Linked DNA regions of Homo sapiens: region 2 is linked to region 1. A link is a contact called in ENCODE Hi-C or POLR2A ChIA-PET data. All regions are on one chromosome and are shown on one strand. Each heading gives the region's core, a stretch centred on a gene start or an enhancer-like site at or near the end of the contact. The rest is flanking DNA. Distances are from core to core; before and after follow the strand shown. Region 1 holds the start of CASP8AP2 (caspase 8 associated protein 2). Region 2 overlaps BACH2 (BACH transcriptional regulator 2).

Region 1 (6,398 bases), core at 2,198-4,697:
CCCAGCTCTCAGCAGGCCTAGCAGAATGGCAAGTAATAAAAGAATATCTGTTGAATTAAAGAAATACCCAATTTGTTAAAGATGATTCTCATGTTTCTAGCTTTGGAGGACAGTCATGCTTTAACTGCAATGGACAACCAGTGAAGTCATGTTGAGTTATCTGTAGGACATCCAGATAAAGATGTCTAACAGCAGCTGGGGGTGGTGGCTCATGTCTGTAATCCCAGCACTTTGGGAGGCCAAAGCAGGTGGATCACGAGGTCAGGAGTTCAAGACCAGCCTGACCAACATGGTGAAACCCCGTCTCTACTAAAAATACAAAAAAATTAGCTGGGCGTGGTGGTGCGCACCTGTAATCCCACACTCGGGAGGCTGAGGCAGGAGAATCGCTTGAACCTGGGAAGCGGAGGTTGCAGCGAGCCGAGATCGCGCCATTGCACTCCAGCCTGGGCGACAGGGCAAGACTCCATCTCAAAAAGAAAAGAAAAAAAAAAAAGGCCGGGCGTGGTGGCTCATGCCTGTAATCCCAGCACTTTGGGAGGCCGAGGCTGGTGGATCACCTGAGTTCAGGAGTTTGAGACAAGCCTGGCCAACATGGTGAAACCCCATCTCTACTAAAAATACAAAAATTGGCTGGGCGTGGTGGCATGTGCCTATAATCCCAGCTACTCCGGAGGCTGAGACCAGAAGAATCGCTTGAACCTGGGAGGCAGAGGTTGCAGTGAGCTGAGATCGTGCCACTGCATTCCAGCCTGGGAAACAGAGCAAGACTCCGTCTAGGGGAGAAAAAAACAAAAAACAAAAAGATGTCCAACAGCTGGAAATGTCATACAGAAAAGGCATGGTAGGTATTATGATTTGGGACTCATCAGCACCTTAGTGATACGTGAGATTACACTCTTGAAATCATATAGGCCAGTGATTCTCCTGGAAGGAGAGGAAGGAGAGGAGGAAGAAAAATGTATCAGAATCTCTTGGAAAATGGGTCTTTTTCACTTTTCCTCACCTTCTCCCATTTGAGGATCTCGATATATGAGAGTTGCTACCGACAGAAGTGATGCACCTGTGAAAGTGTAGAGGCAAAATTTTCCAAGTTGAGAACTATCATGCTGAAAAAGAGTTTGTATTGGGAGGCCGAGGCAGGCGGATCACCTGAAGTCAGGAGTTCAAAACCAGCCTGGCCAACATGGTGAAACCTCATCTATACTAAAAATACAAAAATTAGCCTGACATGGTGGCACACACTTGTAATCCCAGCTACTGGGGAGGCCGAGGCAGGAGAATCGCTTGAACCTGGGAGGTGGAGGCTGCAGTGATCTGAGATCGTGCCACTGCAACTCCAGCCTGGGTGACAGAGTAAGACTCTGTCTAAAAAAAAAATGTTTGGCCGGGCGTGGTGGCTCAAGCCTGTAATCTCAGTACTCTGGGAGGCTGAGGCGGGCGGATCACAAGGTCAGGAGATCTAGACCATCCTAGCTAACAGGGTGAAACCCGTCTCTACTAAAAATACAAAAAATTAGCCAGGCGTGGTGGCAGGCGCCTGTAGTCCCAGCTACTCGGGAGGCTGTGGCAAGAGGATGACATGAACCCGGGAGGCGGAGCTTGCAGTGAGCCGAGATCGTGCCACTGCACTCCAGCCTGGGTGACAGAGCGAGACTCCGTCTCAAAAAAAAAAAAAAAAAGTTTGTAAGCAGATTTACTCATGCATAATCTTTTCTGGGACAATTCCAATGGATTCAGATGTGAAAGCAAAGTAGACAGGAGAAGGATCACATAGCCTTTCGTTATAGGCAGTCTGAAGGAAGTTTTCTTTTTAAAATTGAGAGAATGTGGCTGGGCGGGGTGGCTCACACTTGTAATCCCAGTACTTTGGGAGGCTGAGGGCAGTCTGATCACTTGAGCCTAGGAGTTCGAGACCAGCCTGGGAAACATGGCAAAACCCAGTCTCTACAAAATACAAAAATTAGCCAGGCATGCTGGTGCACACCTGTAGTTCCAGCTACTTGGAAGGCTGAGGTGGGAGGATTGCTTGAGCACAGGAGGTCAAACCTGTAGTAAGCCGAGATCTTGCCATTGCACTCCAGCCTGGGCTATAGTCTCAAAAAAAAAGGAAAAAAGAAAAAGAAAAATCATTACGAAACTGAGAATGTGTCCTTAATGTAGACGCTAAAAGACAAAAAATAAAATTTAGAGAAAAACACAAGCATTTGTAGAGAAAAACAGGAAAAAGCCAGAGAAGACAGTGTATTTTTACACTCATGGGAAAGGCTAATACAGCAAGACCCCAGAAGAAGAGGTAAGGGGCAAATACTAACAAAAGCTATCATATACGGCACATTTACTATGTTCCAGGCACTAACCTAAATGATCTAAATACATTATTCACTTAGTTTAAATCCTCCCCAGAGTTCTATGAGGTCCATATTATTCTTTTCCCCATTTTACAGATGAGGAAAACACAGACGATCAAGAAATTTGCACAAGGCAACCACCTGGTAAGTGGCAGAGCTGAAATTAGACCCCAGGTCTGTCTGTAAAGCAAGATGGCCAAAATCAAGAATATTCAATACAATATAAATGTTTTTGGAAAGAAGGCCATCTCTTGTAAAACGGAACGCCAGGAAAAGATAATTGGAGGGCATAGCGGGGATAGGAAGGGAGATGGGAGAATCCCTGCCATGAAAGCCTCTGTCCCCCTCCAGTCAAAGAGGCGCTGAGGGAGATGGGGGGGAAAGGCCTTGAGGAGAGGCGAAAGGTTTGCTGCTGGAGGTGTGGAGAATGGAAAAAGACCAAGGAAGAGTCGAAGAGTCAAAGACAACTTGATGCCTGAAGCACAAATGCTCAGCTCCTACGAATCCTACATTCACATCTGAGTTAGGGCCTACTATGTGCTAGGAATGAATCTAGGCGCTGTAGAAATGAAAAACTTATTTAGGCATGTTGGTTTGATGCCTAAATAAACATTTCAGAAACAATCAACATCAATGATCACCTGACACTCCAGGAAACCCATTTCTCCAAAGAACTCCATCCGAAAGATTTTAAGAGTATATTCCAAGGAGAGACTGGATGGTGGGGGGGAGGGGCAGGACGAGAGGCCGAAGGGACAATTCCTGGGCGCGCCCACCCATAGTCCCCGCCCAGACCCTCTCGAAGGACCACAGAGGGACGCAGGGTGCAAGCCCTGAAGCTGCACCGGGGGCGGAGGGAACGTGGCTACCTGCGGCCAGACGTCAGGCGCGGCCCTTCCCCGACCTACTTGGCCGCTCCAGATGGACTCCCTCCGACTCTCTGGTTTCCCAGGGGCAGCCGACCTCCACTCGGGGGACTACCGCGCCATGCAGCCTCTTCCTTAGCAGTCCCTCACGGACCGGGCCCCTACGACAACTTACCCGCCCTGCCCGGCCCAAGACAACCCGGTTCCTTTCTGCCCACCGAGGTCTCCCTGGCATCTCCACCAATACCAGAGCGCTATCAGGGTATGGAGGCGGGACTGAGTGCCTACGGCCAATCATATCAGACGCAAAGCACGTCGCAGCGCCCACAACTAGTTCCCGCCTTTGGAAGGGAAAAAAAAAAACACGGTTGGCGCCAAACTCCAGTAATCTTCCTAGGGCTTTAAGAGAGAGGGGCGGGGTGTAAGGTGGCGGGGAAGGCGATGGGGCGGGGCTTCAATAGGAAGGGGCTGACCTGAGTGGAGGTAGGGGCGTGGCCTGAGAGAAGCTTTTTAGTGAAAGACAGGAAGCCTTGAGAGGTCTGTCATTTATTTAATACTTTATCTTAAAATTCTGCTGTCAGCTGCGTGCGAGACAAAGTGCTGGGCTCGATTACGATGAATAAATTTGTTCCCTGCCCTCAGACGCGTTCCTGGATGATAGGCAGACAAACAACTTAGCTTCGGATGTTGGGAGCCTTAAGGAGGGGATACTAGTCTAGCGGGGCAGGAGAGAGAAGAGCTTTTTACAGGGTGGAATACCTGACTTGCCTTATAGAACCTGTAGGAATGGGGGGTGCCGGTAGGTCTAGCCTCAGGAGCTCAGCCTGAGCATTGATAGGTGCGAAAATAAGGCCACCTTCCTCGGCTACTTATAGTCTGCCTATATTCATCCCTACCCATTTCCTCGTTTGTCCACTTAGCTTTTTTTTTTCTTTTTGCTTTCAGACAGGGTATCGCTTTGTCGCTCAGGCTGGAGCGCAGTGGAGCGATTTCGGCTCCCTGCAACCTCCACCTCCAAGGCTCGAGAGATCCTCCCACCTCTGCCTCCAGAGTAGCTGGGACCATAGACGCGAGCGACCACCACCCCTGGCTGTTTTGTTTCGTTTTGTTTCTGAGATGGAGTTTCACTCTTGTTGCCCAGGCTGGAGTGCAATGGCGCGATCTCGACCCACTACAACCTCCGCCTCCGGGGTTCAAGTGATTCTCCTGCCTCAGTCTCCCGAGTAGCTGGGATTGCAGGCATGTGTTACCACGCCAACCTAATTTTTGTATTTTTAGTAGAGACAGGGTTTCGCCATGTTGACCAGGCTGGTCTTGAACTCCTGTCCTCAGGTGATCTGCCCAGCTTGGCCTCCCAAAGTGCTGGGATTAAAGGCGTGAGCCACCCACGCCCGGCCACCCCTGGCTAATTTTTTAAAATTTTTGTAGAGATGGGGTCTTGCTATGTTGCCCAGGCTGGTCACGAACTTCTGGGCTCAAACAATCCTCCCACCTCAGTCTCCCAAAGTGCTGGGATTACAGGTGTGAGTCACTGCACCTGACCCCATTTAGTCTTAACTGCCATATCAACCAATTTATTTTTATTTTTATTCTTTTTTTTTTTTTTTTGAGACGGAGTTTCACTCTTGTCACCCAGGCTGGAGTGCAGTGGTGTGATCTCAGCTCACTGCAACCTCCGCCTCCGGGGTTCATGCGATTTTCCTGCCTCAGCCTCCCAAATAGCTGGGATTACAGGGGCCTGCCTGGCTAGTTTTTTGCATTTTTAGTAGAGATGGGGTTTCGCCATGTCGGGCAGGCTGGTCTCAAACTCCTGACCTCAGGTGATCTGCCCGCCTCGGCTTTCCAAAGTGCTGGGATTACAGGCGTGAGCCACCGCGCCTGGCTTTATTTTTATTATTTTTTTAGAGACAAGGTCTCAGTCTGTTGTCCTAGCTGGAGTGCAATGGTGTGATCATAGCTTACTGCATCCTCAAACTCCTAGGCTCAAGCAATGCTCCTACCTCAGCCTCCCAGGTAGCTGGGACCACAGGCACACAACACCACACTCGCCTTTCTTTCTTTCATTTTTTTTTTTTTTTTTTAATATAGACAGGGTCTCGCCATGTTGTTGCCCAGGCTCGTCTCCAACTCTTGACCTCAAGCAATCCTCCGACCTCTGCCTTCCAAAGTGCTGGTATTACAGGTATGAGCCACTCCACCTAAGTTATGTATTTTTATTTGCACATATGCATGGCTTTTTTTTAATTAATTAATTAATTAACTTTTTTTTTTTTTTGAGTTGGAGTTTTGTTCTTGTTGCCCAGGCTGGAGTGCAATGGGGCGGTCTCGGCTCACTGCAACCTCCACCTCCCAGGTTCAAGTGATTCTCCTGCCTCAGCCTCCCAAGTAGCTGGGATTACAGGCACCTGCCACCAGGCCTGGCTATGTTTTTTGTATTTTTAGTAGAGATGGGGTTTCACCGTGTTGGCCAGGCTGGTCTCAAACTCCTGACCTCAGGTATTCCGCCCGCCTCGGCCTCCCAAAGTGCTGGGATTACAGGCGTGAGCCACTGTGTCTGGCCGGCTTTAATTTTTTTAATAAGAGCTTTACTGGGATATAATTTACATACTATATAATTCACCCAAATAAGTTGGGTGTGGGAGGGTGTTAGATACACAGTCTGCCTCTGTCACCCAGGCTGGAGTGCAGTAGCACAATCGTAGTTCACTGTAACCTTGAACCCCTGGGCTCAAGAAATCCTCATGCCTGGGCCTCCCAAGGTACTGGAATTACAGATGTGAGCCACTGTGCCTGGCCCCAATTAAACTGTTGAGTTTTCAGCACCATAAGACAGGGTGAGAAAAATAAAAACTAAATTAATTAATTACTTTTTGAGTTTGTATTTTTATAACCTTTCACTTTTGAACCATGTAACTGTTTCACATATTCAAAGACTGAGTTAAATCAGAAAGAAAAAAATCCTAAAATGGAAAATTATTTGAAAAAGTTAAACTGTAAAAAGAGAGAAATGTAACCATAGAGAAAATAATTCCTTGAAGTGACATTTAAACATAGTGCTCTAATTATTGTGAGACAAAGTAAAAAGGGTAAGAAGCCATTTTGCTCATTTCTGCTTGCCATCTAATTTCACAAAGCCCCTCACTCTGTGAGGAAGTGCAGCTCTCTGAAAAGATGCTTTGAA
Region 2 (6,398 bases), core at 1,712-4,211, 360 kb before region 1:
GAAGTGTTTTTAATCCTAAAATTTTACATGGATTGTTCCCTGTGATATGTGATAGGTCCATGTTTGTTTTCATGTAAAATAATTTAAAATTACTTGCCACTTAAATTAATTAGGTCCTATAGTAGGTAATGACAGCTGGTATAACAGATAAGCCCTCAAAATTGAATGGTTTGACACAACTAGTTTCCTTTCTTGCTCAGCTCTCAGCCCAGTGGAAGTATTTCTGATCAGTGAAGTGCTTTTATTGAGAGGTGATTCAGGAATCCTGAACTCAGGTGCCTTCCGTCTTCTGGCCTCACCATCTATTTTGTCTGCTCAGGCTGCTGTAACAGAGTACCACAGACTGGGTGGCTTAAACAACAGAAATGTGTGGTCACACAGTTCTGCAGACTAGGAGTCGAAGATCAAGGTGTCAGCAGGGTTGGTTTCTTCTGCGGACTGTGAGGCAAGGATCTCTTCCAGGCCTTGCTCCTTGGCTTGTAGAAGGTCACCTTTTCCCGAGTCTCTTCACATCATCTTCCCTCTTTTCCTGTGTGTATCCAAATTTTCCCTTTTTATAAGGACACCAGTCATATTGGATTAGGGGCACACTCTCTTCCAGTATGACCTCATTTTAACTAATTACATCTGTAATGGTCCTATTTTCAAATAAGGTCACTTTCTGAGGTACTGGGGGTTAGGACTTCACCATGTGAATTTTGAGGGGACATAATTCATCCTGTAACACCATCTTGCAATTGTCTGCACCTCACTTCTTAATCACAGTCGCCTTGAAGTAAAGCACCATCTTTTCTCATATTCCTTTGTTGAGCACTAGTCACGTGGCTGCACCTGGAGGTGAAGTGGCCTGGGAAATGTAGTCCCGTGCTGAATAGTGATTGTGCTAGATGGCCACATGCACACACAGGAGCCACCCCATCTTTCTCAGAATGTGTATCAAACTCTCCTGTATCTTCCAGTGCTTCTGAGCACACCTGTCCAGAGAGCTCTCAAAAAGGTAATCAGTGTTCAAGTTTGAGAATCCTATTCTAGCATGGCTAGGAATGCTTTTCAGTTAACACCCTAAGGATTTATATGTAAGTGAGTGCCTAAGGTTGCTTACTGTTTTGTTTTCTTAAGAATCTAATATATTCTCAAGGGAATTTTACTTACACTAGGGTTAATCACTTTTTCTTCTTGTGAAACTAGTGAAATCCAAATGAATGAAGTTTAACTCTTAGCCAAAAACTTAGCTTGTGGTTAGAGTGATTTTCTACAGTACAGTAACTTTTTTTGTTACATGTTCTACTATTGCTGAAAAATGATATATTTCCAAGAGGGAGAAAAGGATATTGTGAGTGCAGAAGACGGTTGTATAACCTGCTTTGCTTATCTCAAATGGCTAGACTTTAGTATTTAATTAAAGAAGTCTTGCCTCTCCTATCAAGTTAGTCATTATTTTGAAGGTTGAACGTGGGTTTTGTAAGTGACTAATTGCTTTGTATGTTCCTTTTCAATTACAATAAGAAGTTATGAATTCTCTACATTTAGAACTGCTAAAAATTATTTAGATTTACCTGTTGAATAGGTTTATTCTTTAAAAAAAAAAAAAGGAATCGAGAAAAAATTTCCACTGTAAATTTTTGGATTCTCCAAGGAATTTGTAAGAAATCTCCCATGAAAAAGAGAGTGATAGCAATTTGAAAAGGATAAGTAGTTGCAGTCTGAAAACTCAGTAGGTAGTGTGAAAGCACATTAATACTGAACCATAATATGTAATGTAAGATTTTAGTCATTAAGAAACCACTATATTGCTGTCTTATTGTTCTGTTACTTTAAAACACAGTTTTTACCTAAAGACTTAAAACCCACCAATGGTATTATAAATTTCCTTTTGGTCAAAAAACTGACAGTTGTACTGTAGCAAAGCTAGTCATTTGAACAGTGGCCTTTTCATTTATAATGGTTATAGTTTTTAATATGTCAAAATCTTAGCAAGTATTCGAGTCATTTTAAGAATGAATTAAATCCTCATTCATTTTGATATTATGAATTCAGATTTTAGAGAAGGGTCTAGGATGAAGTTTGTCCTTTGTAGATATTTGATAAATAATCATTATTTTAAGTATTACCATTTTATGGAATCCCTGTTTGCCAGATACTGCATTAGCCTCTTTACAATAGACTATATTATTGCTAATTTTCAAACCCAATTTGCACAGTAGTTGGTATTATTCCCACTTTACAGATGGGGAAACGCAGAGACCCTTAAGTAATGAGCCCAATAATCACGTGTCTAGATAAAGCAGATCCAATATTTGAATTTGGATCTTAGTGACTCCAAAATCCATGCACGTTTCCATTCCGTCACATTGGAATGTCCTAAGCGTATTTGTTGAATTGAATTCGAAATATATTGAGTAAATTTGCAATGAACTAAACACAAATACAAAATCCCAGAATGAATGTTTTAGTTCTTAAAAGAATGAGCCATTTGCAAATGTGCGGATGAATGCAGTAGTTGAAAATTTGTTCCATCTAATCATTAAAGCAAGTCTCTAGGACTTTTACTCGGTGACAGTTTAGTAGACTGCCACTTCCTTAAATATGTGAGCAGTGTTTGATTCAGAATACTTCTTAAATATCCATTATGTGACCAAATTAGAGTTCTTTAGAACTCTTACAGTTCCTTAAAACTGGTTTCTACTTCACACTCTCACACTTGCCCTCCTTTCTGAATGTGGCCAGGTTATGCAGGTCTTACTGATTTACAGAAGCAAACACAAGAAAAGGTAGCCTTAAGTCACGGATGGGCCTGGCCCGAAGGCAAGATGAAGAAAACCAGTGAGAAGCTCAACCAGAAACCTAAAATGAAAGAAAGCTCTCCTCTTGAAACACTTCACCTTTTCTCCTTTCCTAGCAAAATGATAGGCCTGATTTGTGATGGTTCAGAGTTGCTATCTGCATCATTTTCAGTTTCATCCAGTTTACTTTCTCATAGTTTCTGCCGAGCAATTATGGCCAAGCCACATCCCCTGTTTGGAACTTGGTGTCTCCATATGTGAAACAAAGCAGTGGAATTAGATCAGAGTCGTTGGTCTGGGGTCTTAGCCTAGGTTGGCTTCAGGGGTTGTCTCTAAAATGCTGGGAAGTGAATACAATATTTGGTATGCATATACATTTTTCTGGAGGGAGAATGGTTCATAGCTCCCATCAGATTCGCCAAGGGGCTTCAGCTTACAAAGAAATCAGTGGGCCAGATTATCTTTGAAGTCTGTAGGGACTCTAGCATTTTAGTTTTCTATAAATTTTATCGTACACAGACTATCACAGGCAAGATAGTTGAGAAAATAAATGGGTTTTGTTTCCTTTCTACAGTGTGACATGTAAGGGAAACTTGGAGTGTTTTTACTATAGACAACTGCTTTTCTGTTCTGTAAGATAAGTGTTCTGGAATGTTTGTGGATAGTGACAAAATTCTGTTATTAGCAGAAGAGCAGAAATAGTAAATCAATTAGAAGTGATTCACATTTTGGTGATGAATGAACATTTTTTCAGGCCTGAATATTTCTTACAGTTATCTGTAATGGTAGCTTAAAGAGTCATTTAAAATAGCACTTTCCTATTTGGAATCTCAGACGCTTGGAATGTTAGTGCCTAAAAATGCTCAGAGTTGGCTGCTTGCGGTGGCTCACGCCTATAATCCCACCACTTTGGGAGGCCCAGGAGGGCGGATCACAAGGTCAGGAGTTCAAGACCAGTTTGGCCAACATAGTGAAACCCTGTCTGTACTAAAAATACAAAAAGTTAGACGAGTGTGGTGGTGTGCACCTGTAATCCCAGCTACTCGGGAGGCTGAGGCAAGAGAACCACATGAACCCCTGTGACAGAGGTTGCAGTGAGCCGAGATCATGCCGTTGCACTCCAGCCCAGGTGACAGTGCAAGACTCCATCTTTAAAAAAAAAATGCTCAGAGTTAATAGACCAATTCCTACCCCAAAGAAGCAGAGGCTTCAGAGGGGAGATGATATATCTTTGGTTCTTTCACTGCCATAGTCTCTGTTTGGAGAGCATACTGTCCTGCCAGAGAACCTTCTCATATGTGTCATGGCTCAGCAGATTAACCAACCTGAAGCAAGATCCCTATTGCTCAGCAGATAAACAGATGAAAGAATAAAGAAAAATACTTGAGCACCTCCTCCTTCTGGTAGGGAAGAAAAAGAATTAAGTAGCATCCCCTGTCCAGCTGTTTAGTTTGAAGCCAAAGGAAGCCCACTCTTTTTTTTTTTTTTTTTTTTTTTTTGAGACGGAGTCTCGCTCTGTCGCCCAGGCCGGACTGCGGACTGCAGTGGCGCAATCTCGGCTCACTGCAAGCTCCGCTTCCCGGGTTCACGCCATTCTCCTGCCTCAGCCTCCCGAGTAGCTGGGACTACGGGCGCCCGCCACCGCGCCCGGCTAATTTTTTGTATTTTTAGTAGATACGGGGTTTCACCTTGTTAGCCAGGATGGTCTCGATCTCCTGACCTCATGATCCACCCGCCTCGGCCTCCCAAAGTGCTGGGATTACAGGCGTGAGCCACCGCGCCCGGCCGGAAGCCCACTCTTGAAGTGTTAACTTGCACATTCACTATACTGAAACAACATTTTACTACTCTCCAGGAAATCCTAGTTCAATTTAAACAAAGACTGTCTCTTAGATGTTTAGATATGCCTTTTAAACAATCTGTGATCTTTACCTACATTGTTGCTTCTCTCCAAAAAATGTATTTGTTTTTTTCTGTTGGTGAATTTTAAGAAGTTGCTTTTAGACCAAATGTAAATATACAATATAAATTTCTATATGTGTATGTTTCACAGCCATTTACTCTCTCTGTTTCTGTTTAAATTTTAAGCATTTTGGCTCTGTTTTCTTAGGAAACTTTGTAAAAAGAGAGTAATTACGGGTAGGCTGCACTAATATTATTTGTCTTCAAAGTTGCTATGTATAATTCACTATTAAGATTTATTCTCCAGGGTGAGCCCACAATTTAAGGTCAAGAGGAGGCAAAATGTTCAGAGCTAGCCTTTGGAAACTGATGTTGTTTTTTATTTTTTTTTAATCCAATGCTAAAAAACGTAAATACTCAGTCCCCTTTCGCTTTTTTTTTTTTTTTTTTTCATTTTGGGGCCACCAGACCTTATTACTAGATTGGTAGTATGAAGTAACTATTAAGATGTCCAGTTTTTCAGTAGGAGCAGAAAAAGTAAGTATAAAATATTAGCTATATTATTTTATTCAGTTTACTAGAATAAGCTTACAAATGATCAGTGTCTTTTGGTCATGAATGAGTACACAGTATGGCACACAATTTTGTACCGTGTATACTTGTATATGTATTTTTTTTCTTTTTTTCTTCGTGTTTTATTTTTGTTTTTATATATGTATTTTAATAGATATGAATAAATCAGTGCCCGGGTACCAAATAATGAGCACCCTCAAAATTTGAATTTCAAGGAACAGTGGCAGAAAATATCATTTGAAACTGAAACTATCACAGATCAACAGAAAAATGACTGAAGTTAGCTATGTATAAAATTCCCATAAGTTAACCCACACTTAAACAAATTCATGGTGTGTCTACTGACATTCTATACAAATTCATGGTGTGTCTACTGACATTCTATCAGGAAAAATAAAATAAAATAAATGTAGATAATTAAACTTTACATTTTAGAAATTAGAACACATTTATATCAAAAGCAAACAGCTGGCTGCTGGTCTGTATGACAGTCACCAAAAGGAGTTGGGGAGCCTGAAAGTTTTAGGGATGTTCCTGATTATGACAGCCCAACTGGCAGCCATATGTCACCAGTGCATTTTAAGTCTTTAGGCTTGATGACAGCAACCTATGACCACTGGGCTCCCTTGCCAGCACCTTCTGAACTTTGTGATTTTCCGCATAGTGAGACCCGTAGCCTCAGCACTGGGGCACTTGTGCTCTTCTGGGAGCTTTGCTGCTCCTCTAACTGCATGACCTCAGCAGAGTTCCTCTGCCTCTCCAGGCCACAGCCTCTATCTAAAATGTACTTAAAAAGTACTCACACCAAAGATCGGTTGTGAGAGTTAAATGAAACCACTAATGTAAAAGTGCCTACGACAGATCCTGACCCATAGTAGGTGCTCAGGAAATGTTTTAATTTTTTAAAAAACAGAATAATCTGATCCTAATCCTCTGCTCTTCTGGGAAATTCTGGTTCTCAGATTGGTTGATAAGCATTTCAGTTAATCTGTCAGCCTGGCTTTTATGAGTTTGAGTGGAATGACCCGTCTCTGTGAACAGATCCAGATGATTTCTTCATCATGCAAAGCAGAGTCCTCAGTGAGCCTGCGCTCCTGGTGACCCATCACATAGTAGAAGCAGATTGCAGAGAAGACCCTA

The links. A loop is a pair of places that touch in the nucleus more often than their neighbours do. ChIA-PET counts read pairs that join two places held with the same protein, here RNA polymerase II (POLR2A). Pooled maps may share reads with other maps.
Region 2: a pooled map shows a loop between it and region 1 (2.4-fold over the local background). The contact joins the enhancer-like site here to the promoter of CASP8AP2 in region 1. A Hi-C loop is called at or near these places in 1 of 168 maps with a recorded cell type or tissue (naive thymus-derived CD4-positive, alpha-beta T cell) and 5 of 50 pooled maps. POLR2A ChIA-PET finds 5 or more read pairs at or near these places in 4 of 52 experiments (B cell, GM12878, OCI-LY7 and 1 more).

What each region holds. Positions count from the first base shown.
Region 1 is chr6:89,826,929-89,833,326 of GRCh38, reverse strand. CASP8AP2 (caspase 8 associated protein 2) reads right to left here and starts at 3,447. Exons shown (of 10, transcript NM_012115.4): 1 at 3,221-3,447. RefSeq lists an enhancer at 3,758-3,947 and a silencer at 4,048-4,097.
Region 2 is chr6:90,187,499-90,193,896 of GRCh38, reverse strand. The region is part of intron 4 of BACH2 (BACH transcriptional regulator 2); the gene reads left to right. Among named protein-coding and RNA genes, the nearest start is that of BACH2, 110 kb to the left of the region's middle. Within about 2 kb of position 2,961, at least 2 of the 41 ENCODE cell types and tissues checked have a DNase peak (open chromatin) inside an H3K27ac peak, as active enhancers do; they include B cell, where a contact is called at or near this core.